Linked DNA regions of Mus musculus: all the other regions are linked to region 1. The links are chromatin loops, found by intact Hi-C in ENCODE. Cell type or tissue: gastrocnemius. All regions are shown on one strand.

What was found. Hi-C counts contacts between places; a loop is a spot of excess contacts. Peaks named below come from ENCODE experiments on the same cell type or tissue, not always from the same donor. Only the 100,000 strongest peaks of a DNase experiment are listed, where the experiment ranks them.
Region 2: it touches region 1 in a loop (2.2-fold over the local background); 4 of 42 quality-filtered maps call a loop at or near these places.
Region 3: it touches region 1 in a loop (4-fold over the local background); 2 of 42 quality-filtered maps call a loop at or near these places.
Region 4: a loop joins it to region 1, with 2.5 times the contacts of the local background. A loop is called at or near these places in 5 of 42 quality-filtered maps.

What each region holds. Positions count from the first base shown.
Region 1 is chr11:29,243,893-29,251,892 of GRCm38, forward strand. Cfap36 (cilia and flagella associated protein 36) reads right to left here and starts at 3,380. Exons shown (of 10, transcript NM_025740.3): 1 at 3,123-3,380; 2 at 1,194-1,258; 3 at 167-268. The coding sequence starts at 3,237. In gastrocnemius, a CTCF peak has its summit at 3,676; DNase peaks (open chromatin) are centred at 2,813 and 3,525; H3K4me3 peaks cover 1,751 bases; H3K27ac peaks cover 1,053 bases.
Region 2 is chr11:29,510,587-29,518,586 of GRCm38, forward strand. Prorsd1 (prolyl-tRNA synthetase domain containing 1) reads right to left here and starts at 4,447. Exons shown (of 2, transcript NM_026465.3): 1 at 4,331-4,447; 2 at 1,171-3,090. The coding sequence starts at 4,414. The coding sequence ends at 2,665. It also overlaps a transcript of Ccdc88a not described here. In gastrocnemius, no CTCF peak of the experiment used is centred here; a DNase peak (open chromatin) is centred at 4,492; H3K4me3 peaks cover 1,834 bases; H3K27ac peaks cover 1,286 bases.
Region 3 is chr11:29,125,478-29,133,477 of GRCm38, forward strand. Pnpt1 (polyribonucleotide nucleotidyltransferase 1) reads left to right here and starts at 5,267. Exons shown (of 28, transcript NM_027869.2): 1 at 5,267-5,441; 2 at 7,368-7,428. The coding sequence starts at 5,281. In gastrocnemius, no CTCF peak of the experiment used is centred here; DNase peaks (open chromatin) are centred at 4,674, 5,249 and 5,964; H3K4me3 peaks cover 1,816 bases; H3K27ac peaks cover 1,184 bases.
Region 4 is chr11:29,522,478-29,530,477 of GRCm38, forward strand. It overlaps Mtif2 (mitochondrial translational initiation factor 2), which reads left to right and starts at 3,920. Exons shown (of 14, transcript NM_133767.3): 1 at 3,920-4,366; 2 at 7,452-7,677. The coding sequence starts at 7,459. In gastrocnemius, no CTCF peak of the experiment used is centred here; a DNase peak (open chromatin) is centred at 3,937; H3K4me3 peaks cover 2,303 bases; H3K27ac peaks cover 1,607 bases.

The sequences.
Region 1 (8,000 bases):
GTGGTTACGAGTGAACATGTCAGGTGACTGTGTCCACCTCACACAATGTCTAATTTGCTTAGTGTCTAACACTTCTTATATCTCCACAATCGAACATATTTTACTTAAAGAACGCCGTGACTCCTTGTTACATCTTAATATTAACAGAGTAACACAAAGCTGACACCTGTGATGTGCGCGTCTTCGCCAGAGGGGACGTGCACGCTTCTTGAAACTGATCTTCATTAATTCCAATCTCTTTGAGGTAACTTTCTAACAGCTTTTCAACCTAAAAGGAAATGAATTAACCTTTATAATGTACATAGGAAAATTCTAATTGTCATTCTGCCTGTTTAGAATGCTCTTTGGAATTACCATTATACAAGACACAGAACTAATAATGTCTTTCACCAATAAATTAACAAGGAGAAGGTTTTTTTTTCTTGAAAAAAAATCACATAAAGTTTAATTTCCTCTGCCAGAATTATGAAGGTGAACATGGTACAACTCCTCTACCCATTGTCTTCTTTTTAAAATATGCAGAGGCTCTTAAAACTCCCAAGACAACTATATATCAGGGAGCACAGCACTGGCCTAGAGGCCCCAGCTTAATAAAAATGTAAAAGCGAAACATCCGCATAGCTACAATAAATCATTACTTACGTCTAAAACAGAAGAGACAGAAAATCATTTAAAAAGATGCTCATGGAAATGACAAGGTTGAGAAAACTGTTAGTACTGTTGTAGGAGGAAGAACTCCTATAATGAAGGCTGCAGGGATGGTGTGGCAAGTAAGAGCACCTGTGCAGGTCCAGAAGACCCAGGTTCGATTCTCAGCACTCACACGGTGGCTCACAACCATCCATAACTTTAGTTACCAGGAACCCAAGCCCCTCTTTTGACTACTGTGAGAACAGGTACATACATAGTGCACATACATGCAAAAAAAAAAACACCCATACACAAAAATAAATAAATCTTAAAAACAATTTCAAAGAATTTTAATTTAAAAAAGCAATTTTTTCACAATCTTAAAATCAATGAAAAGAGCCAGTGTGTTGGCACACACCTTTAGTCCCAGCACTGGGGAGGTAGAGACACATAAATCTCTGTGTGATCTAGGCCAGCCTGGTCTACACAGTGAGTTCCAGGCCAGTCATGACTGCATAATGAAGCCCCATCTCAAACAACAAAAATCAGGGGGAAATACTCACCAGCTCTTTGTATTCTTGATGGATTTCTGTGTAGGTTAATTTGCTTTCTTCTTCATCATCAAAAACTAGATTTATAATAATAAAACAGTGTAAAAGAACAAATCATTTAATTAAGTACAAATATAGAAATCTTATAAATGTCCTTGCAGGCACCTGTTCTCTCTCCCCTTCCACCATGTGGGTTGTGGGTTGACTCAACTCATCAAGTTTACCAACACTCTTGCCCCTAAGCCATCTTCTCAGTGCCTTTATTTTTAACATTTATGTACCTGCACTTGACACTTTATATTTTACTCTTTACTTGTGCACCTTCTATGGTAGACTGTAAACTTTTTAAGGATAGCATATCTATCCCCAGTGTCTGCTCTAAGATAACTCAGTGAATACTGAAAGGTTAATATCACAGAGCTGTCCAAACTAATCGTTAAGCATTCTGAGGCAGAGAACAGCACATTGGCAGCCCCACATCAGTGAGGTATAAAGTTATTCCAAGTGTTCTGACTTCAATTCTTTTTACATTGCATTTGGTCTCTGTGACACTTCTCATGCATTCAATACAAATACTAATTCTTTTCAGTTCTAAAACTACATCATTGTGGTGTGTTTGTAAGCCCTAGCTTTGCTTCTCTGTAAAAATGCACAATCAGCTGTTACTACCGAGATGTAGCCACTCTTGACACCTGTGGATGGATAGAAGGCATACCATACCCCACACAATTTCTATTAAGGATTTAGTCTCAAAAATACATGAAAATCAGTGGGAGACATAATCCCTCTTGCAGGAGGCCAGGCTATCCCCATGATTCATCAACCTTTTAACAGCACTCTAAATTCTACAGGAACACAAGTCAATTGCTTTGCTTTCTGATCCTTCATAAAAGCTGCCTACCAAAACACTTAACTCGTGTTTGAACTTTAACAGTTAGAATAAAATAAAAGGTTCAGTGATCAAACAACATTCTTTCTTTACTAGATTCATAGAATTTTGGGTTTGAGAGAAGTCTTGCAAGACAATTCAGGATAAGAACCCTCTGTTAGCTGAATCTCAAACAAGCTGCATTGCAGTACAGTCACTGTCGAGTGTATGCAGATACTTCAAATGCCTGGGAACCCATTAACTTTTCAAGCAGGCCACCTCATCCTAGAAAAGTGTATAAAAGATTCCCTTCACTGAAATGTGTTCTCTGCAGCTGTGAGTCAGTATTCACTCACCCCAGCTCTATTGCACCGATCTTTACAAAAAGTCTGTCCCCCTAACCTAAGACACAAGTTCAGACGATATATATTGCTACCCTCCAAGTATTGCCTAGGCAAAAAAAAAAAAAAAAAAAAAACCAAGATAAAGGTTGGATAGGACATCGTTTGTGATTGCTTCTCTATGAACAGAGTCCAATTCGTCTTATGAACTCGGATATGAGCGTGATATGAACCGATCAGAAAGCACTGATGCTGGTCCTTCAAAAGAATGCCACATTTGTATATCTCGTTTGTTAGAAAGCTCTTCCTCCCCATCGCCTGCTTTGGTCCTGCCGGAGTAATCGAATGCCCCCCTTTGCAGATAAAATGGCCAGAGTGAATTTGTCATTTCATAGGCTGAGTCCACAGGGCGACATCTCAGGGGTCAGAAGGAACTCGAAGAAAAACGACGTTTTCCCCAAATAACTGAGGAAGATGCTGGTTACCCAAACAGTCCACTTGCGCGGGGTAGAAAGATACGGGGTGAAGTGACAGGCCGAACATGGGATTAAAGTCTAATGTCTTCAGGACAGGCGCTCGGGCAGAGTGGGTGAAAAGTCTTGGTGAGCAATTTCACGTCTGCAAACAAACGAGCCACTCGGGAAGGGATGTACGTAATTCCTTCTACAAAACTGTCCTAGGCCCGGCAGGCAGAGACAGTAATATTTGGCTTGTTCACAGTCTGGTTCTTACCTTCGCATTTCTGCTCCACAAAGTCCAAGATGGGGATAGACCAATCCGGGCCCCGCAGGAACCCAGCGATGCTCTCCACCACCCATTCCACTTCGTCCTCTTCTTCCGCAGCCATCCCGCTCGCACCCGGCGACGCGGACGCCTAGGCCGGATTCCCCCAGCCCTGTCTGGCCTTTCGGCCGCAGGAAGCGACGGAGAATGCGGGCAGCAAGGTCCCCGCAATCGCCGGGCCCCCAGGTTAGACACCACAAACCAGTTAACGTAAAATGGTCGCTATGACAACGTACGCAGCAGCCCGGAAGTGAGGCCTGAGTCCTGAGCTCCTGGAGGGGGGGGGCTGGATTAGGAACGTTTCCTATTGGCTAGAAGAGAACGGGGCAAACGATAGCCCTCCACTCATTGGCCCGTAGTTGCTAGGCTGAGAGCAGACGCGCGGGCATTGGCTACTGCGCTTAGAGACGGCGTTCGCGCTCCCGTGTGCGCGCGGCCCGTCTCAAAATGGCGTGCTGAAGGCGTGGCTTCCCTGAGGACCTCCTCCCACCTCATCCCTAGCGGTCTTCAGACCCCCTGGCCCTTGAAAACAAAATTGAGAGAAATATGCTCTGTGAGGTTTACTGATTGATTCTGCAAGCCGTTTGCTTGCTGTCTAAGGATGGGTCTAAGCTTAGTTAACAACAACTAAAATTAGGACAAGTATAAAATCAGTTAATCTCCATTTAATTAGGCTTTCATAGACAGTATTTAGAAAGTATCAAGGTTGCTCTCTTCCTACTTAAGAGCCAGAGGACTCCCAAGAATCTTATAACTAGATGTGGTGGCCTACACCTTTAATCCCAATACTCCTGATAGCCACAGGCAGACAGACCTGAGAGTCCCAGGCCCACCAAGGCTATATAATGAGAGTGGTGAGGAGCTGGAGGAGCAGACTCTACAACTTCAGTTTCATGAAAGTGGAAGTGGAGGACTCAGTGAGAACCAGAGGTGACTGTGTGTTGGGCCGACAGCACAGTACCAGGTCTGGTTGAGGGCAGGAGCTACATACAGCAAATGTTCATGGAAAGCTCAGGAGGAACTAAAGGGGTATTAGAGGCAGAGGACCCTGAAGATCTCAACGTTTCAGTGGTTCTCAACCTTCCTAATGCTGCAGCCTTTTAATACAGTTTCTCGTATTGTGGTGACACCCAACCATAGAATTATTGCATTGCTACTCCATATTGTAACTTTACAACTGTTGTAAATCTGGTGTGCAGGATTTCTGATCCGTGGCCCACAGGTTGAGAACTATTTCAATATATACTAAAGCTGTTGATAGAGGACCCAGCTCTCAAGTCAGCAATTAGTATGTTAGCTAGTTAATCTTGTCTTCTGTCCAAGAATTTCCTTATGGACGAAAAGGTCATTTCTGTGGGGATTTGTCTTGTCACCTGTCTCATCATTGAAGTCTCTGAGGACCACAAAAGCTGCTGAGCCACAAAAGTCATCAAAGGGGCTCCAGGCCCCTCCTTGCTGCCCAGCCTATGGCTCCTCAGGAGCTGTCCAAAATGGCGGTATCACAACATCTCAGCCTACAGCCATCATAAGAGCCGTAAGAGTGGTCCACAGTGGCACACTGCTTTTCTCACCTCATCGGGAGCTGCCCCTCAGGAGCTGTTCATAATGGCCACACTTTTCATGCCTCAGCCTACAGCTTTCATGAAGCACCACTGCAGAAGCTGTCCACCGTGGCAGCACCTCCTCTCTAGCCCCCCCCACACACACACACACACACACCACACACACCACACACACACACACACACACACACACACACACACACACACAAACAGCCCCACAGAGATGGAGCCTCAGGTAAAGCCAGCTACATCCAGGAAGGACTTCTCACCCTAACCCATGGGCCCGATGAAAGGAAAATGGGGTGAAAAAAAGAGCCACCAATTCCTGAGCCACCCCATATTCAAGACTTGAAATTCCACCAATTCTCACACTGGAAATCTCTGCCATGAGAAGTTCTGCCCTTCAGAAATCCTATATAAGCACTGCCCCCTTTGTCCAGGGCTCCTGGGTGTAGAGGGCAGCCATCCCTGGATTTGTCACTCCATATCCTGAACCTTCCAATAAATCTCTTTCATAAGATTTCCTGCCTGGTGTGACTCACCAGTCTGAAGAATCCAAGAAGAAGGGAAGCAATGAAAAGAAGATTCTAAGAAAAGGAGCTGGGCTGGCTGAGGCTCCTGAGCCCCTCAGCTCACCTGGGGATCCCCTGCTCTGAGAGCTGCAATGTCTCTGATGAGGAGGCTTCCTCGAAAAGCTGTAAGGTTCCATCCACTAGGATGATACCCTTCCACTGGAACACTGTCCCACCTCAGAGCTGTGTGTTTCCTGGGCTTCTGAATCCAAGAACACCCTTCCATCCAAGCAGAAACACTTACAGTAATGCTTTACAATTTTACTGTGTCATGGAGATGTGGAGTCTAAAGAGATCTATCCCAACCAAGCATAAGTTGGTAATAAGGTCACCACCTAGCCTCAGTATTCACGAGGGAAACCATTCATCTTCAGATACTTCAGATACTGAGCACTGAGACCCATGTGCAAGGGTTCCAAAAGTCACCTACTGTGGTCTTATGAGTGAGATTGTCCTCCATAAAGTCAAATGTTTGAATACTTAGTCCCTAGTTCTTGGCACAATTTGAGAGGATTAGAATGTATGATGTTGTTGGAGGGAACATGTCACCAGAGATGGGTTTTGAGAGTTTAAAGAGCCATTTCAAGTCAGTACTGTTTTCTGCTTGCAGTTCAAGATGTGAGCCCTCAGTTTCTGCTTCATCTATCAAGTCTGCTGCTTACCCCATGCTTCTGAAGCATGGCAGACAATTATCCCTCTGGGACTGACTGTACACCAAACAGACCCTTCCTTTTATAAGCTGCATTGACCATAGTATTTCATCACGGCAAAAACAGCTGACACACCTACATATACATTATGCTTACTTTCTGGCAGAAAGTCCATATGACGCAAGAACTGGTAGTCCCACTCTTCATCTCAAAAGGCACCTCAACACTAAGTAGTGCGGCCCTGTTAAATGTTCTATTTCCAGCCTGGGAGATGCCATGGATATTCAGTGTAAGCCATTGGTGTTGAAGGAGGAGGTACAGCAAGCTTAGACAATGTTTCTGTTCAGAATGGAAGAGCACTAGTGCAATGGCTTCATACCTGCCTCTGCTTCCACCTGCTATTCAGCTGCAGTCTTTGCTAGTGATGCCACTAAGTTCAAGGATGCAGACATGGGGCTTGCTGAGAAAGGAAATAGTAACAATATTGGTCCCTTATCTCAGACAAGCAGTTCATTAAGCCCTTGGAAGTTCTAAAATGATAGATGCATTATGATGGCCAACTGAACACTGACAGGAAGGGTCAGCCAACATGCAGTAGTTTTCAAGCAGTCTCCACACACCCTGACTTAAAGTCAAAGGCTGGAGGAAGGAAGTTCTAAGTTTGAGCTATCCTTTCCAGACCTTAGAGGTGTTTAGGGCTTCCAGAGAGGAGAGATGCTAGTGTTATATAAAATTGGAAATATCACAGAAGAGAAGGATTCCAGGATTGCTTCCAGCATATTCACAGTGAATCTAGAGACCAGCTAGATTAGAAGTGGCCAAGGTGGACCAATCATCTGGTCTGTTTCCCATCATCACCATCTCCTGACAGTCAGGCAGGCATCCAATAACCAAATTTTATGTCAAATAATTCCACTCAACTTTTGGATCAGAGTTCATTATGCAATGGGTCTCCATCTTCAAAGATCATTCATTGTTAAGGTACCTGAAGCTGCAAAGTACCCTGAAGCAAGCAATACATACTTACATAAATGGTGCCACTATATGCACAGTTATGAATTTTTTCTCTTAATATATCTTTTGTTTGTTTGTGGTTTTGTCTTTAAGGAAGGGTCTCATATAGTATAAACTGGTCTTGAACTCTGTATACACATATACCTCCTAAGTGCTTGGATTACAAGTGTCTACCACCACACTTGGCTTTTTTTATATAAAAATATAAAACTGAATAGTATTCTAATAATCCAACCTTTATTTTGTAAATGTACACATAGTTGATATACACATGACTGTTAACATGTAGATTTTATTTTACTCACTGTGTGATTTGTGTGTACCACAAATTATTTAACCAATCTTTGCCTGAAATCAACACCTTTGTGTTTGTAAGAATAGTTGGTTTTATTTACAATGCTAGGGTATTGAGCAGACTTGAGAGAGAGTGGGGGGGGTGTAGATAATTGATATGTAGATGAATAGATAAATTAGATTACATTCACTTGACTAGTTAGCCCCCATGCCAAATTAAATTATGAGTGTAGCTTTCATTACAAACACCAGGTGTGGTGATACATACCTTTAATCCCAGCACCTAGGAGGCAGAGGCAGGTAGGTCTTCATGAGCTTGTGGCCAGCCTAGTCTACAGAGCAAGTTCCAGGACAGCCAGAGCTACACAGAGAAAACATTTCTCAAAACAAAACAAAACAAAAATCGTAACAAACATGAAATTTGCTACATGGTATTTTTTTTCTATATTTTTTATTCCGTATTTTCCTCAATTACATTTCCAATGCTATCCCAAAAGTCCCCCACACCCCCCACTCCCCTACCCACCCATTCCCATTTTTTGGCCCTGGCGTTCCCCTGTACTGGGGCATATAAAGTTTGCCTGACCAATGGGCCTCTCTCTCCAGTGATGGCCGACTAGGCCATCTTTTGATACATATGCAGCTAGAGTCAAGAGCTCTGGGGTACTGGTTAGTTCATAATGTTGTTCCACCTATAGGGTTGCAGATCCCTTTAGCTCCTTGGGTACTTTCTCT
Region 2 (8,000 bases), 270 kb after region 1:
ACATTTCCTTTAAAATTAATGCTAATAAGGGAGGTAGAGTTGAATAACAAAACAACTTTCCTCGGTGGCACCTGATGTCTGTCACAGGAGTCCATGCACGACAAGATACCATTGTTTGAGATGGTTTTTATAGTCACTTTCTTTTTCTTTAATTCTCCTTAAAAGTATTTATGTTGGACTAACTGATATAAAAAGAAATAAAAACAAAAGGTAATTTTTTAACAAATTGTTACAGTCATTTTAAAATTGTATGTTGGCCAAGTGTTACTTTTTCCCTGGAGAACTGTTTTGGGGCTTCATAGACTTTATCCTAATCATTTTGGTCATTAAGATGTTTGGGTAGAGAGTCAGTTCTGTCAATCCTAAAATAAGTTTAAGTATGTTTACTAAGAGAAAGCTTAAATTATAAAGTAGATACAGTGATAATAACAATGGTAGCTAATAATAAAATAGAACTATAACAATAGTTTGTTGTTTCGGGGGTGGTAGGAAGGGGGTACTACTGGAGATTTTACTCAGGGCCTTAAGCGTGGTACGCTGGCACTTTACTTAGCTGTAGTCCCAGCTCCTTTCTCAGTACTTCTTCTTGTGCTCTATGCATTCTTCTTGTGATGTGAGATAAAATAACTAGGTGATGAACTGAGTGCAGTGATAGAGGAAATATATTAAGCTAGTCGATAGGGGTTGTCTGAACACCAGTGCTGAGACACCACATTCACTGCCACAAGTTTGGTAACCACGGGGACTAAGTGACCAACAGGTAGGTAGAATATATGCTATGGATATGCCAGACAGTCATTCAGTGATAACATCTCCTGCTACTGAAACAGGCATGTCGTTTAAAGCTTATGAATTTTGGAATTTCTCATGTAATAATTTTGGTTCATTTAACCACAGGTTACTGGAACTTCGGGAATTAAAACTCCTAAGAATGTGATAGGCTGCAAAAATTGTTGTCTTTGTGGGGCTGGAGTATTGGTTCGGTGGTTCAGCACTGGCTGCTCTTTCAGAGGAGCCAGGTTCCATCTCCAGCACTGTCCATGCTGCAGTTCATGACTGTCTGTAACCTCTAGCTCCAGGGTAGCTAGTGCCTTCTCCTGGCCTCCATGGGCAATGGACACAGGTTACAGATCTACATGTAGGCAAAACAAAAATAAACCCCAAAAAATTCATTCAGTCTTTTATTTTTACTTAGTAACTCGAGGCATCTTACCATATCATTCTTCTGGAGCCTGTTTTCACTATCAACATGATATCCAAGGTCTACAAATTCTGATTCAGGTCCTTCGTTTTATGTTCATAAGAACTTAGAACTACTTGTTTATGTTAGAGATTGAGTGCAGAGCAGGTAAAACAAGCATGGAACCTCTGGGGCAAAGGCAATCATTAGTTTCATTTTGCCTTTCAGTAACACAAGTTGGTACAAATTAGTTTCTCTACTAGATGAAAAGTATTTCTCAAAGCTTGAACAGGAAAATACAGTTCTTTTAGAAATATCCTAGTTAACTGGAATGGAGATAATGGCAAGAGCAATTTCTATATTCTAGCCTATGTCAGATCCTCAATGAATAAAGAGTTGACTAAATTGTTCCTAGATTTAATACTTCAGCTGCCATAATTGAAAGGAAATTATATTAACATTTTCTAAAGGAATATAACCTAGGGTATTTGGAACAATGTCTCTTTTACATGTTGGAGATTCTGAGAACCTAGTAGGTTCAGTGTGCCTGGAGGATTCTTGAAGAGCCTCTGGTCTTCAGGCTGTGTGGGCATGTGTCAATAAAGGATGGTAGTAGCAGCAGTAGGACTCACCAGCAAGAAGCAATGAAGGCACAAAAGCAACACAGCTCTTTCCTGGAACTTCATCCAAGCTGCTGTCAAAATTCTGCCCACTGTGGAGTCTTCCTCATTTAGTCCTGCCTAGAAATGTCCTCACAGATCTGCTCAGGGGAGTATTTTGTTCTGGATCAAATCAAGTTCCCAACCAGGACTCACCATAACAAAGATGAATAAATTTATCATAAAATAGGATAGTAAGTTAGGGTAGAGGACAAAGGGAACTGCCTCTCTGTCATCTGAACCAGTTCTGATGCTATATTTTGCAGCCGAGTTTTAAGATATAAATTTAATACTTTAGTGGAAACAATTTTCTACTTCTAGTTTTTCTACATTGAATTTAATAAGCCAGTTGTAATGGTACCTGACTGTACCATTACATGCAGACAAAATGCTCATACACATAAATATCTTTAAGGTAAATAATAGTCTCCAAATTAAAGACACAAGAAATAAAAACAGCTGTCAGAATGAGTTTATTATGAATATTAACCAAATTGACTTTTGTTTGACATAGCAGCTGACTATTAGATGTTAGCTGGCCTAGAACTCAGAGATCAGCCTGCTCTGCCTAAAGTGCTAGGCAAATAGCATATGCCACCACACCTGGCTCCCAATCTTTTTTTTTTTTTAAGATTTATTTATTTATTTATTTATTGTATAGGAGTATACTGTAGCTATCTTCAGACACACCAGAAGAGGGCATCAGATCCGTTACAGATGGTTGTGAGCCACCATGTGGTTGCTGGGAATTGAACTCAGGATCTCTGCAAGTGCAGTCAGTGCTCTTAACCGCTGAGCCATCTCTCCAGCCCTCCCAATCATTTTTTAATCAAAGTTTAGAATTATGGGATCATGTCCTGTAGCCTTCACAAATATGAGAAAGTCTTCAGGACTTAACCCCATTGTTGCAGCATTAGTCATTGGGTGAAAGTACACTTTCTCATGTCCACCTTCCAGAAAAGCTGAATCCAAGACAAATTTAACATCTCCATCATCGCAGAAGAGTGACAAAGGTGTGGCACAGCCTTGACCAACTTTCAGTTTTTCTAGCATGGCTGTTTCATCAGCAAACCGAAGATTTCCACTCCCAACTCCTAACTGCTTGCCAAGATCATTTAAATTGATTTGTCTATCATGAAGAACTGTGACTAACCAATAGTTTTTCTTCTTTTTGTCTTTAAGAAATAAGTTCTTACTATGTGCTCCTTTCAGATGTTGAATATGAGGCATCATTTCTTCAATTGTAAACACCTGCAAAATATGCAAAAGAAAAAACACTGTAAATTGCACACATACATATCCACGGTTGTACATATTTTTCATGGTGGATGCTCTGAATTTAACTGGTATTCGTTATAAATGTTTTGATAGGGGTTGGGCCTTTTGGTGCTGAGGATAGGACCCAGAGTGCTATGCTTGCTAGGCAGGCACAATATCTCTGAACTAAAAACCTCAGCCTCCAAATACTTTAAAGGCCTGGTACCTGGAGTACTGGTACTTAGAGCTGAGGCCGAGATCAAGAATTCAAGAGTGCAGCAAAATCCTGGTTGGGGTTCAGGGGGAGCCTTAATCATCACAGTTGCAGACCTCAAGACCTCAGTTTTTGTTGGGCCAGTTTTCTATCCCAGTGGCTAACAAAGCCATCAGGTGCCTGAGACGCTTATAACTTTTGAACTTTGGCGTAAAATTTGATGACAGTCCTTAATATTTATCTCCAGAGTCCCAGACATTCACTACAAGGGCATCGATGAAGAACATAAGACCCCAGGTTAGTACATAAAGAACATTTTTTTAATGTTACAAGTACCAGTACTCCAGGGCCTTAAAGTATTTGGAGGCTGGGAATGTACACAGAATGTGACCTTTGTAAAAATGGGAAATAGTAAATATTAAGACAGGTGTTTTCTATCATAAAATGTGTCGTGCAAGCCTTACCAACCCTCATAATAGTTTCCACAAAAATTGTACATCTCCAGTGTAGGTCATGTTAAAATTAAGGTACGTACTTTTGTTTGTGGCACAAGCGGGAGCGGGCCAAAAGAGGAACTGTAGTTTTAAACAGCTCTCAGTGTGAGTGCTGAAATAAATTCGTGTCATCTGCAAGAGAAGTACGTGCTCTTAACCGCGAAAACAATTCTCCAGACTCAGGGGTTATATACTTTTTGTAATTATTTGGGAAATGATCCTTGCCGTGCTGCAGTGGTAACGACTGTCCAAAGAAGTAAAAAACCAAGCCACCTCAATGGCCTGCTGTGCCTTTGGTACCAGATACAGCCTAGGCGATTCTATAGGGTTGCCACTTATGTAGTGCCTTGTTCCTTAGTTATCTACATAACGTATCAGCTATCCAACCGGCTTTTAAGTCACGTCAGTCATCCCAGGACAAGTTTCCTCACGGTTGCCGCAGTTTTAAATAAACTTATAAGCCTCTGCTTGGACCCAATAAACACTCGCCCGAAGACCCTCTGCCTTCCTGGGGCCGCAGTCTCACCTCGGGATGCTCCACGACCTCCGTGCGAATGGCGAGGGCGCCGAGCCTCTGTTCTAACTCAGCCCGCAGCTCCGAGCCTGCCATTTTCCCCTCTACGTGGGCAGGCTTACCGGAAGTGCCACGGCTTCGGGGGCGTGGTGATGGCTGCTTGCTCCGCCCTGGCATGGCTCTGTGGCCTGACCCATCTTTGGGCCGCCGAGAGCGCTTAGCCACACCCCCAACCACCTGAGCCTCCAGTGCCGGGGTCGGAAAGCTCCGGGTTCCATTGCTCGGCCGCGGCAATGTGGCTTCATGCCTCAACAACTGTAGCTTGTGACTTCCGTCTTTCCGTTCTTTTAAATTTTATGTGTTATGGGCGTTAGTTACCGGCTTGCATGGTTGTGCACCACGTGTGAGCAGTGCCTGAGGAGGCTGAAAGAAGGTGTTCAATTTACTAGAACTGGAGTGATGGTGAGTCATGTAGGTGCTAGGAACCGAACTCGGTCCTCTGGAAGACCAGCCATCACTCCCGCATATTATGATATTAGAAAACGGTACTGCGGGTGTGGTGGCGCACTCCTTTAACCCAGCACTTGGGAGGCAGAGGCAGGCGGATTTCTGAGTTCGAGGCCAGCCTGGTCTACAGAGTGAGTTCCAGGACAGCAAGGGCTATACAGAGAAACCCTGTCTCGAAAAAAAAGAAAAAAGAAAAGAAAGGAAGAAAACAGTACTGCGACGAATTACAGTGGTCGTTATGATACTTATGGCCTGGAATTTGCAACCATGGTGGGACCACTTACTTTGAATAAGGTTCAAATTCCACATTAGTATTTCACTTAAACTTTGAAATTAAGGCTCACATGCAACATGAAACACTGATACACTCAGAGATGTTTAATATAAATTAATTGTATTTATTTGGGAGTGAAGATCTGAAAAAGAACCCCTCTTAAGACACAGATGGTATGCTTTTTCTCTCCCTCGGTGACACAAATAGAGCCAGATTAGAACATATTACATGTAGATAAAGGCAGGTTTACTAGGAGGCAGCTTTTGGGCGGGCTCATCAATCTCACATGTGGAAGTCAGTGAAGTCACTCATCTGGTCTTAAGAGGGTTTCACAGAGTTTTGGCAAGGAATGATGCCGTGCTAGCTAGGAGCTGGGATAGTGTCCATACATGGTCAAAAACTGAGCCCCTAAGCAGACACTCTTGGGTGAGTTACCATAAACACACCACATTAGCCAGGAGCTTTCTCTGCCTGTGCAGTAGAAGAAGGAGGGCAGACTGGAAAACAGGGATTTGTTCCAGCCTATGATTTACTCAGTATTGGAAGAAACTACAAAAGAGTAAGTCAGAGTTGTGTTTACAGTTTCACTCTGAACTCAGGATTTCAAAATTTTAAAACTTTTTAGTTTAACCTTTTTTTAAAAATGATTTATTGCCCGGCGGTGGTGGCGTATGCCTTTAATCCCAGCACTTGGGAGGCAGAGGCAGGTGGATTTCTGAGTTCAAGGCCAGCCTGGTCTACAAAGTGAGTTCCAGGACAGCCAGAGCTACACAGAGAAACCCTGTCTCGAAAACAAACAAACATTTTTTTATGTGCATTGGTTTTCTGCCTGCATGTCTGTGCAAGGGTTCCAGATCCTCTGGAACTGGAGTTACAGACACTTGTGAACTGCCCTGTGGGTGCTGGGAATTGAACCCAGGTCCTCTAGAAGAAAATCCAGTGCTCTTAACCACTGAGCCATCTCTCCAGCCCCCTTAACCTTTTTGTTGTTGTTGTTGTTGTTTAATCTTTTTGCCTGTGTGTGTTTGTACCACCTTTGGAGACCAAAAGAGGGTAGGATCCCCTAGAACTGGAATTAAATATGGTCATGAACTACTACCATATGGGTGCAAACCCAGGTCCTCTGGAAGATCAAACAGTGCTCTTAAACATAGAGCCATCTCTCCAGCCCCTTTAAAATCTCTTTTATTTTAAACTCTTTTTTTTTTTTTTTTTGGATATTTTCTTTATTTACATTTCAAATGTTATCCCCTTTCCCGGTTCCCCCACCCACCTCCTATCCTATCCCCCACCCCCTGCTTCTATAAGGGTGTTGCCCCACCCACTCCCACCTCCCCACCCTGGCATTCCCCTATACTAGGGCATCGAGCCTTCACAGGACCAAGGGCCTCTCCCATTGATGCCCAACAAGGCCATCCTCTGCTACATGTGCAGCTGGAGCCATGGGTCCCTCCATGTGTACTCTGGTTGGTGGTCTAGAATCAGCACTGTGATTTTCTTTCTATTCTTTTTTATTGTTTCAGCAATGAATGGTCTTGTGGGCCACAGACTGGTATCTAGCTCATCTTGAACACTGCCACCATCGTGACCACAGGAGCCCTCCCTATTTCTGCATTCATTTTTTCATTGTTTTGAATGTCAACGTGTTCATTAAACAATTGAAGCCTCATACAGAGACAATTTTGTATCCTGTTTTTTTTTAACTGATGAACATTTTCCTATTGCTAACCTATTTCCTACTTTAATAAATATTTTATGTAGCTGGATAATAATCATTTGTTTATTGGTTGCAGAGAATGGAACCAGTAGTCTCAAGCATTTTACCAACTGAGTTCCCCACCCTCAATCACAATTTTTAGCCACTTCCATATTGGAATACCAATCTTCATATTCTAAATAGTTTATGAAAATAACTACTCTAAATTTATCAGCAATGAGTAAATTAACCTAGTGCCCACCAACACTTCTCTCTGTATGTGTGTGAAGGCAACTTGTGGGAATCTGTTCTTCCTTTTAACTGATGAGGTTCCAGAATCAAGCTCAGAGCACAAGGCTTGACTGCAAGTGCCTTTACCCACTGAGCCATCTTGCTTACCCAAACTTTAATTACATTCTTGACAGGATTTTTAGGAGACAACTTTTGGTCAAATGCATATTGTTTAATATGGATTTTCTGGGTGTGTGTGGGTGTGTTTGAAAAAATTAACAAAGGCTTAACATTTTGGTTTGGTTTGAGGACGGCATTTTGTTTTGGTTTGGTTTGAGACAGTGTTTCACTATAGCCCAAACGGGCCTGGAACTCCCAGAGATCTGTGTAATTCAGCCCCCAAGCGCTGGGACTAAAGATACGTGTCCACCATGCCTACCGCTTTAATGGTCTTTGAGCTGTTCATTTTTCTAGTTAGCAAATACCATGACAGTTTTCTCATGATTATTATTCCCCTCCTCCCATTTTGAGCTAATTTTGTTCATATTTTTGGTTCATATTAGACCAATGGTTCTCAGCCTTCCTAATGCTGCAACACTTAATACAGTTCCTCATGTTGTAGTGACCTCCAACCATAAAATTAATTTCATCGCCGGGCGGAGGTGGCACACGTCTTTAATCCCAGCACTCGGGAGGCAGAGGCAGGTGGATTTCTGAGTTTGAGGCCAGCCTGGTCTACAGAGTGAGTTCCAGGACAGCCAGGGCTATACAGAGAAACCCTGTCTCGAAAAACCAAAAACATAAAAAATTAAAATAATAAATTAATTAATTTCAGGCTGGTGAGATGGCTCAGTGGTTAAGAGCAATGACTGCTCTTCCAAAGGCCCTGAGTTCAAATCCCAGCAACCACATGGTGGCTCACAACCATCCGTAACCAAATCTGATGCTGTTTTCTGGAGTGTCTGAAGACAGCT
Region 3 (8,000 bases), 120 kb before region 1:
TGAGCTCAGGAAGCCAGCTCTTAGTAACTCTGAAGCAAGTGAAGAATCCTCCTCTGAGGAAACAGACTGGGAGAAAAAAGCGGCTCATTATGAAAGAAAAGGATACCAGCCGCCAAGTAAAGTGCTAACTAGTCATTTAAGGAAAAAGCCAAAAGCGGCTGGCGAAGGCCAGTTTGCTAATTGGCCTCAGGGCAATCGGCTACCAGGTGCACTCCCGCCCTATGCGGAGTCCCCGCCCTGCGTAGTGCGTCAGCCCGTAGTGCGTCAGCAATGCGCAGAGAGGCAGTGCGCAGAGAGGCAGTGCGCAGACTCATTCATTCCCCGAGAGGAGCGGGGGAAAATACAGCAGGCATTTCCAGTCTTTGAAGGAGCCGAGGGTGGGCGTGTCCACGCTCCGGTAGAATATGTGCAGATTGGGGAACTTGCCGAGTCGGTCCGTAAATGTGGAATCAGTGCTGGTTTTGCCTTGGTGCAGTTAGACAGGCTTGCCAGCATGGCACTAACTCCTGCCGACTGGCAAATGATTGCAAAAGCCGCTCTCCCTAGTATGGCCAAATATGTGGAATGGCGAGCTCTGTGGCAGGAGGCGGCACAGGCGCAGGCCCGAGCAAACGCTGCTGCTTTAACTCCAGAGCAGAGAGATTGGACTTTTGACTTGTTAACGGGTCAGAGAGCTTATTCTGCTAAACCTGATAAGAGGTATCAATGGAAGGTCTTACCACAGGGGATGTCCAATAGTCCTACAATGTGCCAGCTTTATATACAAAAAGCTCTTTTGCCAGTGAGGGAACAATTCCCCTCTTTAATTTTGCTCCTTTACATGGATGACATCCTCCTGTGCCATAAAGACCTTACCATGCTACAAAAGGCATATCCTTTTCTACTTAAAACTTTAAGTCAGTGGGGTTTACAGATAGCCACAGAAAAGGTCCAAATTTCTGATACAGGACAATTCTTGGGCTCTGTGGTGTCCCCAGATAAGATTGTGCCCCAAAAGGTAGAGATAAGAAGAGATCACCTCCATACCTTAAATGATTTTCAAAAGCTGTTGGGAGATATTAATTGGCTCAGACCTTTTTTAAAGATTCCTTCCGCTGAGTTAAGGCCTTTGTTTAGTATTTTAGAAGGAGATCCTCATATCTCCTCCCCTAGGACTCTTACTCTAGCTGCTAACCAGGCCTTACAAAAAGTGGAAAAAGCCTTACAGAATGCACAATTACAACGTATTGAGGATTCGCAGCCTTTCAGTTTGTGTGTCTTTAAGACAGCACAATTGCCAACTGCAGTTTTGTGGCAAAATGGGCCATTGTTGTGGATCCATCCAAACGTATCCCCAGCTAAAATAATAGATTGGTATCCTGATGCAATTGCACAGCTTGCCCTTAAAGGCCTAAAAGCAGCAATCACCCACTTTGGGCAAAGTCCATATCTTTTAATTGTACCTTATACCGCTGCACAGGTTCAAACCTTGGCAGCCGCATCTAATGATTGGGCAGTTTTAGTTACCTCCTTTTCAGGAAAAATAGATAACCATTATCCAAAACATCCAATCTTACAGTTTGCCCAAAATCAATCTGTTGTGTTTCCACAAATAACAGTAAGAAACCCACTTAAAAATGGGATTGTGGTATATACTGATGGATCAAAAACTGGCATAGGTGCCTATGTGGCTAATGGTAAAGTGGTATCCAAACAATATAATGAAAATTCACCTCAAGTGGTAGAATGTTTAGTGGTCTTAGAAGTTTTAAAAACCTTTTTAAAACCCCTTAATATTGTGTCAGATTCCTATTATGTGGTTAATGCAGTAAATCTTTTAGAAGTGGCTGGAGTGATTAAGCCTTCCAGTAGAGTTGCCAATATTTTTCAGCAGATACAATTAGTTTTGTTATCTAGAAGATCTCCTGTTTATATTACTCATGTTAGAGCCCATTCAGGCCTACCTGGCCCCATGGCTCTGGGAAATGATTTGGCAGATAAGGCCACTAAAGTGGTGGCTGCTGCCCTATCATCCCCGGTAGAGGCTGCAAGAAATTTTCATAACAATTTTCATGTGACGGCTGAAACATTACGCAGTCGTTTCTCCTTGACAAGAAAAGAAGCCCGTGACATTGTTACTCAATGTCAAAGCTGCTGTGAGTTCTTGCCAGTTCCTCATGTGGGAATTAACCCACGCGGTATTCGACCTCTACAGGTCTGGCAAATGGATGTTACACATGTTTCTTCCTTTGGAAAACTTCAATATCTCCATGTGTCCATTGACACATGTTCTGGCATCATGTTTGCTTCTCCGTTAACTGGAGAAAAAGCCTCACATGTGATTCAACATTGTCTTGAGGCATGGAGTGCTTGGGGGAAACCCAGACTCCTTAAGACTGATAATGGACCAGCTTATACGTCTCAAAAATTCCAGCAGTTCTGCCGTCAGATGGACGTAACCCACCTGACTGGACTTCCATACAACCCTCAAGGACAGGGTATTGTTGAGCGTGCGCATCGCACCCTCAAAGCCTATCTTATAAAACAGAAGAGGGGAACTTTTGAGGAGACTGTACCCCGAGCACCAAGAGTGTCGGTGTCTTTGGCACTCTTTACACTCAATTTTTTAAATATTGATGTTCATGGCCATACTGCGGCTGAACGTCATTGTTCAGAGCCAGATAGGCCCAATGAGATGGTTAAATGGAAAAATGTCCTTGATAATAAATGGTATGGCCCGGATCCTATCTTGATAAGATCCAGGGGAGCTATCTGTGTTTTCCCACAGAATGAAAACAACCCATTTTGGATACCAGAAAGACTCACCCGAAAAATCCAGACTGACCAAGGAAATACTAATGTCCCTCGTCTTGGTGATGTCCAGGGCGTCAATAATAAAGAGAGAGCAGCGTTGGGGGATAATGTCGACATTTCCACTCCCAATGACGGTGATGTATAATGCTCAAGTATTCTCCTGCTTTTTTACCACTAACTGGGAACTGGGTTTGGCCTTAATTCAGACAGCCTTGGCTCTGTCTGGACAGGTCCAGATGACTGACACCATTAACACTTTGTCAGCCTCAGTGACTACAGTCATAGATGAACAGGCCTCAGCTAATGTCAAGATACAGGGAGGTCTCATGCTGGTTAATCAACTCATAGATCTTGTCCAGATACAACTAGATGTATTATGACAAATAACTCAGCAGGGATGTGAACAAAAGTTTCCGGGATTGTGTGTTATTTCCATTCAGTATGTTAAATTTACTAGGGCAGCTAATTTGTCAAAAAGTCTTTTTCAGTATATGTTACAGAATTGGATGGCTGAATTTGAACAGACCCTTCGAGGCTTGCCATCATTCAGGTCAACTCCACGCGCTTGGACCTGTCCCTGACCAAAGGATTACCCAATTGGATCTCCTCAGCATTTTCTTTCTTTAAAAAATGGGTGGGATTAATATTATTTGGAGATACACTTTGCTGTGGATTAGTGTTGCTTCTTTGATTGGTCTGTAAGCTTAAGGCCTAAACTAGGAGAGACAAGGTGGTTATTGCCCAGGCGCTTGCAGGACTAGAACATGGAGCTCCCCCTGATATATGGTTATCTATGCTTAGGCAATAGGTCGCTGGCCACTCAGCTCTTATATCCCATGAGGCTAGACTCATTGCACGGGATAGAGTGAGTGTGCTTCAGCAGCCCGAGAGAGTTGCAAGGCTAAGCACTGCAATGGAAAGGCTCTGCGGCATATATGAGCCTATTCTAGGGAGACATGTCATCTTTCATGAAGGTTCAGTGTCCTAGTTCCCTTCCCCCAGGCAAAACGACACGGGAGCAGGTCAGGGTTGCTCTGGGTAAAAGCCTGTAAGCCTAAGAGCTAATCCTGTACATGGCTCCTTTACCTACACACTGGGGATTTGACCTCTATCTCCACTCTCATTAATATGGGTGGCCTATTTGCTCTTATTAAAAGAAAAAGGGGGAGATGTTGGGAGCCGCCCCCACATTCGCCGTTACAAGATGGCGCTGACATCCTGTGTTCTAAGTGGTAAACAAATAATCTGCGCATGTGCCAAGGGTATCTTATGACTACTTGTGCTCTGCCTTCCCCGTGACGTCAACTCGGCCGATGGGCTGCAGCCAATCAAGGAGTGACACGTCCGAGGCGAAGGAGAATGCTCCTTAAGAGGGACGGGGTTTTCGTTTTCTCTCTCTCTTGCTTCTTGCTCTCTTTTCCTGAAGATGTAAGAATAAAGCTTTGCCGCAGAAGATTCTGGTCTGTGGTGTTCTTCCTGGCCGGTCGTGAGAACGCGTCGAATAACATCAATGCTTTTATTTCCTTTTGATTTATGACTCAAAATTACTACTATTCTAATTATTTTAGAGTGACATTAGGAAACATAGACTCCTTCCCATTTTAATATACCTCTCCAAAACTTACAACTGAATGAATGGTAAATTATTCAAGGGGTTCTCAAAAAAAAAAGTTTTTTCTTGTTTTTTGTTTTGTTTTGTTTTGCTTTGCTTTGTTATGTTTGTGTCTAAGTGTGTGCGAGTTTGCATGTGTGTGGATACACCAGTGTGTGCAGGTGACTGGGCGTGTGTGCCTGTGTGCGCGTGCGCGTGTGTGTATATATATATATATATATATATATATGTGTGTGTGTGTGTGTGTGTGTGTGTGTACGTTAAGAATGTGTGGAAGCCAGAGGTTAAAGTACGGTGTCTTGCTTGATAGCGCTCTACTTATTTTTTGAGGTAGGGTCCCTTGCTGAACCTGGAGCCCTCAGGCAAGTCTAACAAGCCAGGATGATTCATGGATTCATTCTCAGCCTCTGAACGTTGGAATTACAGGTGGCCTTCCATAGACACAAACCTAGATCTTTAGGTAAGAACCAAATAATCGTGAGTTGTTCAGTATTTATTTACTGTTACATTTATTAAACACATTGTTCTAAGACTTTCTTTCAAACCGTGATAACACTAGCGCGCGCGCGCACACACACACACACACACACACACACACACACACACACACACGGCGCGGGAAGTATTAAAGGGCTTTCTTTAAATCTATACATTTTTTTTAAGGTAGTACTTATTTTTCACCGATAAGGGTGGGGGAATAAAAGCTGACTGAAAGAAACGCATTCTGGTGGTTTGACTCTGGCAATTACAGAAAGCCTGCAAGGATTGCTTTCCCGGCAGTTTGCAGGCTCCACGGAAACGAAACTGCGTCCGACTCCGCCCACAGGAGTGCTGGCCAATGAGGCGCTGCCCAGGCCTTCCACGCTCTGGGTGTCATGGCGGCCTGCAGGCTGTGCTGCTTGTGCCCGTGCCTCCGACCGCTGGGCTGCGGCCCCCTCGGCCGGCCCGGGCGGAATCGGGCACTCAGCTATTTGCAGATGCGAGCGTTGTGGAGCAGCACCGGATCCAGAGCGGTGACTGTAGACCTGGGACACAGGTGAGAAACGGTGTGAGTTCGCGGTTTTCACGCGGCGTCTGTCTTGTCCATTCAGCCCCAGAAGTCAAATCCCCCCCAGGGTAGGAATCAAGCAGCCTAAGTCTCTTAAGTTCTCTACTCCAAACCTAAGGTCGAGATTTCCTTTTTCCGGATTTAAAGTCTGTCTCCCTTTCCCAAGCTGGCCGCTGCCTTTTGCCTCTTCATCTTCCTCCTAGCCCTGCGGTGAACTTCCTGAGTCCTATTGCCTGTGCCCCAGACATCCTTTCTCTATTTTCCGAGACCTCGAGCTCTGAAGTAGGAAACCCTAGGTAATGCGTTATCGTTCCGTGCCCCAGGTCCACTGATGGCCGGTGTGAGCCGGAGATGAATGCCAGTTATAAGATGCACATAGTCCTGTTAAACCTGTAGTGAAAGTACAGTTACCATCCAACAAAAGGTCAAAAAGGCAAATTTCTCAGTTAACAAGACACACGGCGGGGGTGTATATGTGGATATTTTAAATAATAGGTTTTTTTAAAGCTTTTCCCTAAAGCTCTACTTTTTGTGGCAGGCCGCTGCCCCGTGTCCTCCCTTGGCATCCGATTACTCTTCCCATCACTGTGTTCTGCTTGTTCATTCTATCAATCTTCTTGTTTATGTTCATAGAGTATTTAGGTAGGCATTCACTCACATGGTTTGGCATATAGAAACTTCAGAACTCTTCCATTTATTCCCAAATGCCTACTTCCAAACCCCAGAGGCTAGCTATGCTATGGGTCCACTATGTATTTGGAGGTATTTTATACAATATAATATTGAAAAGTAAATTGTTATGAGACAAAGTAAACAACAACAACAAAACACCATAAACTTAATAGCTTTCTTGGAACAATCAAAATTACATGTAAACACCATAAACTTAATAGCTTTCTTGGAACAATCAAAATTACATGTACTCCCTACCCCCCAAAATCTTTCTGACTTTCTGCATTATTAGAATTCATTGAATAACATACTGTTTCAGTTCTGATATCGCAATTTGTCAGGTCGTTCAAATTTCCTTTGATATAATCTGGTTGTTGACAAACATGCTTTTATTCCACCATCAATTGCTAACTAATACCAACTCTCTGATTGCACATTATACTTTGTACACTAATAATATTTGTGTATTTCTATATATTTCTGTGCATATTAAAGATGCTGCATAGTTCAAAGATTTGAAAGACTTATTAGACTAGAGGCAAAGAGCTAAGACACATACTGAGAGACTACAGCTGGTAGTCCCATTTGGAGAGCAGCTGGAGGCCCATAGGGCCAAGCCAGAGGGTAGAGCTCAGCTAAAGATTGAGGGTCAGAACTGGGTCAAGATGGATGGACATATGAGTCTATTTTGAGTTTTTATTTTTATATGAAGTATGTGACCATCTCAACATCTTTGTTAAGTTTTTAAGCATTCAAAATGTTATTTATCAGAAGATAGTCTTTATTATTTTTAACTTAGCGTACAAAACACTGTTATATATCAGAACATGAAAGTCTTTGTAGTCAATATTCAAAAGTTTGTATTTTTTTCCATAAAGTAATAGAGAAATTTTAAAATTATTTTAATAGGGAAGAGAACAGTTTGTGTGTTGGGTTAATACAGCCAACAAAGCAAGGGACGATAAGAGACTGAGCTGAGTCATAAGATGGGAGTTAATAGTTAGGAATTCCGTTTTCTCCCTACCATACTTCCTTCTCCAGATGCATCTTTTGCCTTGGTTCTCATTGTCTTTAAGCTGCGCTTAAATCTCTTGTGCTTTTGATGGTCACAACTCCTACTTACTCTTTTTTTCTCTGACAATTGGGAGCATTTCATTCTTTTTTTCCCCTCGATTCTCCAATTATTTTTACTTAGCAAAGACTTGTACTGGTATCTTGTATTACATTTTTCCTTTTAAACAGAAAATTAGAAATATCCTCTGGGAAACTGGCAAGATTTGCTGATGGCTGTGCTGTGATACAGGTAGGAAACCAGTTTTTGCTTTAATCATAGTGGCTGGGTATCTTTGTAGCATCATAAGTAATCATTGTGGTATTGGGAACTAGTTCAGACACTACTAAGGGTCTTTTTTTTTTTTTAAAGATTTATTCATTTATGTATGCAAGTACACTGTCACTCTCTTCAGACACATCAGAAGAGGGCATCAGATCCCATTACAGATGGTTGTAAGCCACCATGTGGTTGCTGGGATTTGAACTCAGGACCTCTGGAAGAGCAGTCAGTGCTCTTAACCTCTGAGCCATCTCCTCAACCCCTACTAAGGGTATTTCTAGTGTCAGAACCACACTAAGCCATCAAAGTCAGTGTTGTGTATATTAAATACCCTTAAGTTCTCTTCTAAACTGTGGGCAGTATTGGAGTCTGTTAATAAAATTCATTATGCCTTTCTAGAAAAAGCATTCTCGCTATTTTTTTTCATTGTAATCCTTGGAAATTTTTCTTTATAGTCTAAATTTCTTCTTAAAGAGTAAAAAATATGATTCAGTCCATTGATGTGACTAAGCTGTTAGCCATTTCTTCATGTGAAAACATCA
Region 4 (8,000 bases), 280 kb after region 1:
CCTTTTATGATCTTAACTACAAACATTAATTCTCAGATCACATATTATACATTGCCTAGTAAATACATCTGTATGTATATATACATAGGTTACTGTCTGCTGTTCTGTGTACAGTTTGATTGGGACAATCAAAGAAAGAGGATCACTCAAGGATGAGTTAAGGCCTTGCTGGCAGCAAGGAGATCCATCCTCTGTGCTGTTGACTGAATCTTGAACAGCTGGGCAAAGGCATGTTTATTATCTGTTGAACAAAGTTGGTTTAGCAGTAAGACAAGTTTTTATACCAAAGCCCATGTGTTGCAGGTTATCTGATCACACTATGATCCCCAAGAGTGTATACTGCAAAAACCTGTTTCTGGTTGTGGTGTGGCTCAGTCATAACACACACCTTTAACTCAAGAGTTTTCTTTTTATTGTAAGCAAGATTAAATGAAGTCAACATTAGGTCAAGAGGCAGCACAAGCAACTGAATCTTGGCAGGAATGAACATAGGAAGAAAAAAAAAACATAAGAGAGTCAGAGTAAATCAGGAGGATAGAGGATGGATAGAGAGACCTACAAGAAGTAGTAAGAGTGGGTTGGAGAGATGGCTCAGTGGTTAAGAGCACTGACTGCTCTTCCATAGGTCCTGAGTTCAATTCCCAGCAACCACATGGTGGCTCACAACCATCTGTAATGGGATCTGATGCCTTCTTCTGGTGTGTGTGAAGGCAGCTACAGTGTACTCACATACATAAGCTAAATAATTCTTTAAGAAAAAAAAAAAAAAGAAGAAGAAGAAGAAGTAGAAAGAGGCCGGCAGTATCTTGAGTGGCAGACCAGTATTGCAGAGACACAGGGTAAGAAACTGATACTTTGTTTTGTTTATTTTTGTTTTTGTTCTTTTGAGACAAGGTCTTTTTTTTTATTTTTTTATTAGGTATTTTCCTCGTTTACATTTTCAATGCTATCCCAAAGGTCCCCCATACACACACCCCCAATCCCCTACCCACCCACTCCCCCTTTTTGGCCCTGGCGTTCCCCTGTACTGGGGCATATAAAGTTTGCAAGTCCAATGGGCCTCTCTTTGCAGTGAAGGCCGACTAGGCCATCTTTTGATAAATATGCCGCTAAAGACAAGAGCTCCCGGGTACTGGTTAGTTCATATTGTTGTTCCACCTATAGGGTTGCAGATCCCTTTAGCTCCTTGGGTAATTTCTCTAGCTCCTCCATTGGGGGGCGTGTGACCCATCCAATAGCTGACTGTGATCATCCACTTCTGTGTTTGCTAGGCCCCGGCATAGCCTCACAAGAGACAGCTATATCTGGGTCCTTTCAGCAAAATCTTGCTAGTGTATGCAATGGTGTCAGCATTTGGAAGCTGATTATGGGATGGATCCCTGCATATGGCAATCACTAGATGATCCATCCTTTTGTCACAGCTCCAAATTTTGTCTCTGTAACTCCTTCTATGGGTGTTTTGAGACAAGGTCTTAATATGTAGTCCTAGATGCACGCAGATCTGCATGCCCAAGTGCTGGGATTAAAGGTGTTTACCACCATGTCTGGCTCAATACATACTTTCTTACAAAAGTATACTTTATACATTCTTTGAAAGTAATTACTGAGCCGGACAGTGGTGGCGCATGCCTTTAATCCCAGCACTTGGGAAGCAGAGGCAGGCAGATTTCTGAGTTCAAGGCCAGCCTGGTCTACAGAGTGAGTTCCAGGAGAGCCAGCTACACAGAGAAACCCTGACTCAGAAAAAACAAAAATAAATAAATTAATTAAAAAAGAAGAAGTAGAAAGAGGGGACATTCAGTTAGAAGGGTGTTTAAGACAGTGTGGAGAAGAACTGGCTTTTTCCTTCTGAGATGTCAGTTGAGGAAGAAGGCCTTCTGAGTTCTTTCTCTGCCTTTCTGAGCTAATATAGGCTTTTACCCCAGCATCTGGATTCTGAGTCTTCATTTGGTAAAAGTGAACGATTAGGATTTTGTTTTAACACCCCTTATCTAATCTATATGTTTTCTGAAGGAAAACATCATCCCTCCTGCAAATGTAGTCCTTATTATACACTGTTACCAGTACCCAATAAATTGGCTCCAGGTTTGCCAGGACTAGCTTGTAACCAAAGTCATTCAAAGGCAGAAAAACAACTCCACAGATAAAACAATCATTGTTTTTGTTATGGTCTGACTTCCCCCAACCACTCCCAGCATAGCTGTAGTCATTTTGTTCCATGCTCACAAACTATTTTATATTGAGGCTGTAATATGCCTGCCAGTTATTGACATAGAAAAATAATTTGACTCAGAACAGGATCATGCTGACTGCATCTGTTAGGTTATGTTCTGAGGTTTATTAATCTTAAGAAATTCCACAAAATTTCATGTAGGATCCATGAGGTTAAAGGTCAATATGAACTGTTATGTCTAAAATATCTTGAGTCTGAGTTGCCCAGTAGTCAGCATTTCCTGCACCTGTGTATGAACTCGTTGTGGTTTTTTTCCTTTATAAGTTAATAGGAAAGGATATCCATTGTCATAGTTGAGATAATTCTGAGCTGTCTCTGGTCTGACCAGTATTAGGATGTGCATTCAATAAACTATTCCTGCTTATTATTCCTATGGTTTGTGTGGCGATTCCTGAACCCAAACAGTTTTCTACAATGATTTCTTCAAGGTCCAAGTACTTCTAGAAAACAACTATTCCTTCTGATGTTTGCCCAGAGATACAGTGATTCTATTAGAACTACACTACAGGCTACAGAATGGCTACAGACGTTGAAAGGGTTAAAGCCGAGTTAAGGACTTTCAAAGAGGCCTGAGAAGCAGAAGCTGAAAACTAACAGAAAAAGTGTCTGAGGAAAAGACAATGCACCCAGGCCGGAGGTCGGATGGAATGATGATGACAGAGTTTGAACTGCAAAAAAGGCCATGTGGTTGAGGTTGTAGAGGTAAAGGGAATGTCCAGGTGCAAGCAAATGAACAGGTGGTTGGATGTAAATTTTAGTAGGCCACACATTATTTTAGCTGGTTTCTCAATGCTTGCCAAAGCAAGTGAGAGCAAAGAACTGCTTACAGAAAGTGAACTTCAATACATGTTTATGAACTTGGGTCATTTTCAAGTGTGGGCTTAATGGAGATTCAGATAAAAAAGGTTTTCAGGAGTCTCTATAGTCATTAATACTGACTGAATCTTTGTGATGGAAAGGGGTAAGGGTAATGAGATGGCTACGTGAATAAAGGAGCTTATTTCAAGCCTGAGTTCCTGAATTCAGTGTGTGTATACAAATAAAAAAGACAAAAATTTTTTAAAGAAAATGAGTGGACTGAGGGACCTGAGTTTAGGGTAGACAATGAGAGATAATGGTAAAGCGTGCTTTGGGATAAGAAACTTTTCTATGCTATTCCCTTAATCTGTGGTAGTGCTAGGTGTAAACGAGTTACCCTCAAGAGATGATGATGGCTGTGGCCAAAGAGGAGACCGGAAAAACTCCAAAGTGAAGAAAAACAACCAAAATCATAACGAAAAACGTTTACTTGACTCGTACTCTCAACAAGTCACTGAAACCTTCCCACGATCTTATGAAGTCCGTACCGTGATTCCATACAACAGATAAAGTCGAGGCACAGAGTTGACAACACACCTCTAAGTTCACACTGTGAACGGGCTGGGCCAGCAGCCGGAGAACCCTAGCTCCACTACCTACCCTGCCCACCCCGTTAGAGCTTTCTAGGGCCACCTTGCGCCGCTTCCTTCCAGCTAGATACACGCAAGTTTGAAGTACGTGTTCTTCCTGGAGAAGGGAGGGAACTGCAGAGCACCCGGTCCCCACTGCAGGCCAGCAGCCGAAGCTGCAGGTTACAGGACCAGCCATAGCCGGCCTCCACCAGCCACAGACAACCCAGAATTCCATGGGGAAGCTGCTTCCGGCGGTACCGGAAGCACGACGGGGACCTCACGGAAGGGACGGACTGAATGACCCACAATTCTCCTGGGTCCGGAGGGCGACCTCGCCTGGGAGTTGAGTGAGTGGGGTCTCTGCGCTAGGGTGGTCGCGAGTGCCAGTGTCACTTGCCGCGGCTTCGGAGTCCACGAGCGCTCAGGTGCGCTCCCCAGAGGCCCGCGTGGCAGCGGCGGTGTTTGATTTTTCACAACGATTTTTTTTTTCCTTTCCAAATCCTCTTACTGGTCTATTCAGACATTTCCGTTAATGCAGCTACGCTTTTGCAGCATTCGCACGCCCTCTCCGCTATGGGAATTGTCAGCCTGAGTTCTCGGTTGCCGCTAACCTTATGGAAGTAGTAATGACCCCTTCTTGAGTCCACTGTCCTCTGTAAAGTGAGAGGCGTTGGGATATTTAACAACCAAGATTTCTTCCCAGGTTTGAGATTTGGGTTATTATTCTGATGTGTCTGATTTCTCGATTATATATCTCTGTGTTGGTTTGTCTCATAGAGTCTCGTTTCATTGTTCTGTGCCCTTGTCAAATCTGCTTCACAGCTCATTTAAAAATGATTTAAGTAAGATGGGCATAGTAGTGCACATCTTTAATCCCAGCGCTTGGGAGGCAGAGGCAGGTGGATCTATAAGTTCGAGTCCCTCTTGGTCTACATAGTGAGTTCCAGGACAGCCAAGGCTACATAGTGAGACCCTGTCTTAAAAAAAAAAAAAAAAAAAAAAAAAAAGGTTTAAGGAATCCTATGCTTTCTGAGCACTTCCTTTTACTCCCTTGCATGATTAAAGCAATGCATTCTCTCTTTCTTCTCTGTCTCCCTGCCCCTTCACTCCATCTCCTTCCTCCTCCTCCTCTTTCTTCTCTTATCTTTTGCATTTTCTTTTGAAAGGTGGTTTCCCTGATATACCTAGCCTGGCCTTGAGCTCCCTATGTAGCTAAGACTGAAGACTGGCTTTGAACTTGGCATCCTCCAGCCTTTGCCTAGAGTTGCCTGTGCCAGCAGGCCTGGCTTGAATTTCTAAATCTTAGTTCATTTACTTGGAATGAAGTCAGAATTTCTTTTGATCCTTTCCTTCTTGAATGAGTCTTTTAAGGTAAAATACTAACTATTAAACACCCACAAAGCCTCAGAATTATCTATAAATGAGGGAGATGGTGGCTTGTGAATGTTTGTAACATTCATGTTGTGAATCTTCAGAGAAAGTAAGTCATCAGTGAGAAACAATACATTTATCATCTCATTTTTTTCTTTGTAACCTTGTTATAGAAAGGCTACAAAGAAACACTTCTTTCTTTTTTCAGAACTCAGGAAAATGAGACTCATAGGACAAGAGTGACTGGTCTGTAAGAGGTGTCAAGTCAAGGCCTTTTGTTACTGCATCAGGTCCTTTCTCTACTACTTTACTGTGTCACTTTCAGCTCTAGATTTTTTTCCTTTTATTGGTATTTTTTTCTGTGTCTGTATGGTGTGTGTTATGTGTATATATGGGCAAATCATGTACAAGGCATGGGCTACAGGGAGAGGTTTGAGAACAGTTTTGGGGAGTTGAACCTTTCCTTCCATCTTCTCATGGATTCTGGAGATTGAACCCAGGTTGTCAAGCTTAAAAACACTTTTTCCTGCTGAGCCTTCTCCTAGACTGTGTGGTGTATTTTCATTTTTTTATTTGTTTGTTTGTTTGTTTTTGAAACAAGGTCCATGAAGCTTAGGTTGGCCCCAAACTTACTATGTAACCAAAGTTGGCCTTGTACTTCTGACCTTCATTCCTCCACTTCCCAGATGGTAGGATTACAGTCACCTATACCATACTTGGCTGTCGTTTATTTCCTTTAAAAACAAATCAGCTAGGTGGTAGTGGCACACTTATAATGCCAGCATTCAGAAGGCAGAAGCAGGCAAATCTCTGAGTTTGAGGCCTGCTTGGTTCTAGAACTGATAGAACTACACAGAGAAACCCTGTCTGAAAGAAAGAAAGAAAGAAAGAAAGAAAGAAAGAAAGAAACCAAAAACACTGCTGGGAAGGCCTGGTGACATGGGTCTCATGGCAGAACCTAGGAGGTGGAAGCAAAGGCATCATGAGCTCCGGGCCAGTGTAGCAACACAGTGAAGTCATGTCTCACCGCAAGCTGTTGAGCCTATTCCTCTGTCAGTACCATAAATACATGTGAGGAGGATGCATTGGCATGTCCCATTGAAGCTTTAGCTTTATTGCTAATGCTGTGACCCTCTAATACAATTCCTTATGTTGTGATGGTGCCTAACCATAAAGTTATTTTGTTGCTATTTCATAAGTATAATTTTGCTACTGTTATGAGTTGTAAAACATAAATATTTGATATTCAGGATATTTGCTATGCAACCCCCAAAAGGGTTGTGACCCACAGGTTGACATCAGCTGCCCTATATGATTAAGGTAGGACTGGAGAGATGGCTTAGCGGTTAAGAGCACTGACTGCTCTTCCAGAGATCCTGAGTTCAATTTCTAGCAACCACATGGTGACTCACAACCATCTGTAGTGGGATCCGATGCCCTCTTCTGGTGTGTCTGAAGACAGCAAGAGTACTCATGTAAAATAAACAAGTAAATAAATTTTAAAAAATGATTAAGGTAAATTCAGTGCAATACTCCATAATTTTCATTCTTTTTAACATTCAAGAATAATGCTTAGTGTTATAAAACAACAATGTATCCTCTAATGAAATTTTTTAAAACACAATGTAGGGGGATAAAGAGTACTGGCTGCTCTTCCAGGAGACCCACACGGTGGCTAGCAGCTGTCTGTAACTCCAGTCGAGGGTCTGATACTTCTTTTGGCTTTTAGGAGCATTCCACCCACATGATACACAGACATGTACAAGCAAACACCCATAAACACAAAATAAAAATCAATCTTAAAAAGCAGTGCAACTTCACTCATATAAACAAATATTAAGTATAGAGGAAAGGCTGAAAATGAACATTAAAATAAGAGTGTGTGTGTTTGTGTGTGTGTGTGTTTATGTTCATGCGTACTAGGAATCAAACCCAGATTTGTGTGCCTGCTAGACAAGTATTCTGATTCACAAGCCCCTGAAAAATAATAATAAAAAATAGCCATTTATTGTTTTTAGATAGTGTCTTATGTTGCCAAAGTAGGCCACAAACTGTTTAAATGACCTTGAACTTCTGATGCTCCTGCTGCCATGTGTATGCTAGGATTACATGTGTGCCATATTCAGGCAGTATTGTGCATGCAAGGCAAATGCTCTGGCAAGTGGGTTAAGTTCTTGCCCCACTTGTTTCTTGTGGCCTATCAGCCTTTTTATAGTAACAACAAGAGCATAGTAATAGCTATTGTCAGAATAGCACTTGGTATAACATCTCGTCTCTGACTAGACCATGAGTTCTTTCAGGACAAAAACCCAGCTTTATTTGTGTGATCTATCTGCATGTAGTAAATATTCAATTGATATTCATTAATTTGATGTAAATATTAACCAGAAATTTATTTTTAAATTGTTTTTTTCTAGGAGAAATATGAACCAGAAGCTACTGAAGTTGGAAAACTTGCTACGATTTCATACTATTTGTAGGCAGGTGCACAGCCCAAGTCAAAGAAGACTCTTAGCATGGTGTAGACATGGGTTTGCACCGGCTTCCTCAGTGTGGAGAGATCTGCTGGGTGCCCGGTCCTGGCAGACAGACATGCTCATTGGTTCAGCTTTGCATCAGCACAGACTTCTTGTAACAAAGAAGGTTGTTGCAGATTTATAGCTCCTACATTCCTTAATCTGAAGTCCAAGTTTATAGAACTATGTAGAGAAAACTTCTTTGAGTATTTTGTCCTTTACAGAATACTGTGTAAGCCTGTGATCTACACATATCTGTGTGAGAACAGGAAGTTTTGTGGTTATTGTTTTCTAGTTGAAAAACTTACAAGAGAGTTTGCTGATAGGAATAGCTATAATCGTGGTACATATTACAAAATGACCTAATTTGTTTCCTAAATTGTTCTTACTTCAACCAGGAGTTGAGACTCACACCTTTAGTCCCAGCGCTGGGGAGGTAGAAGCAGGCAA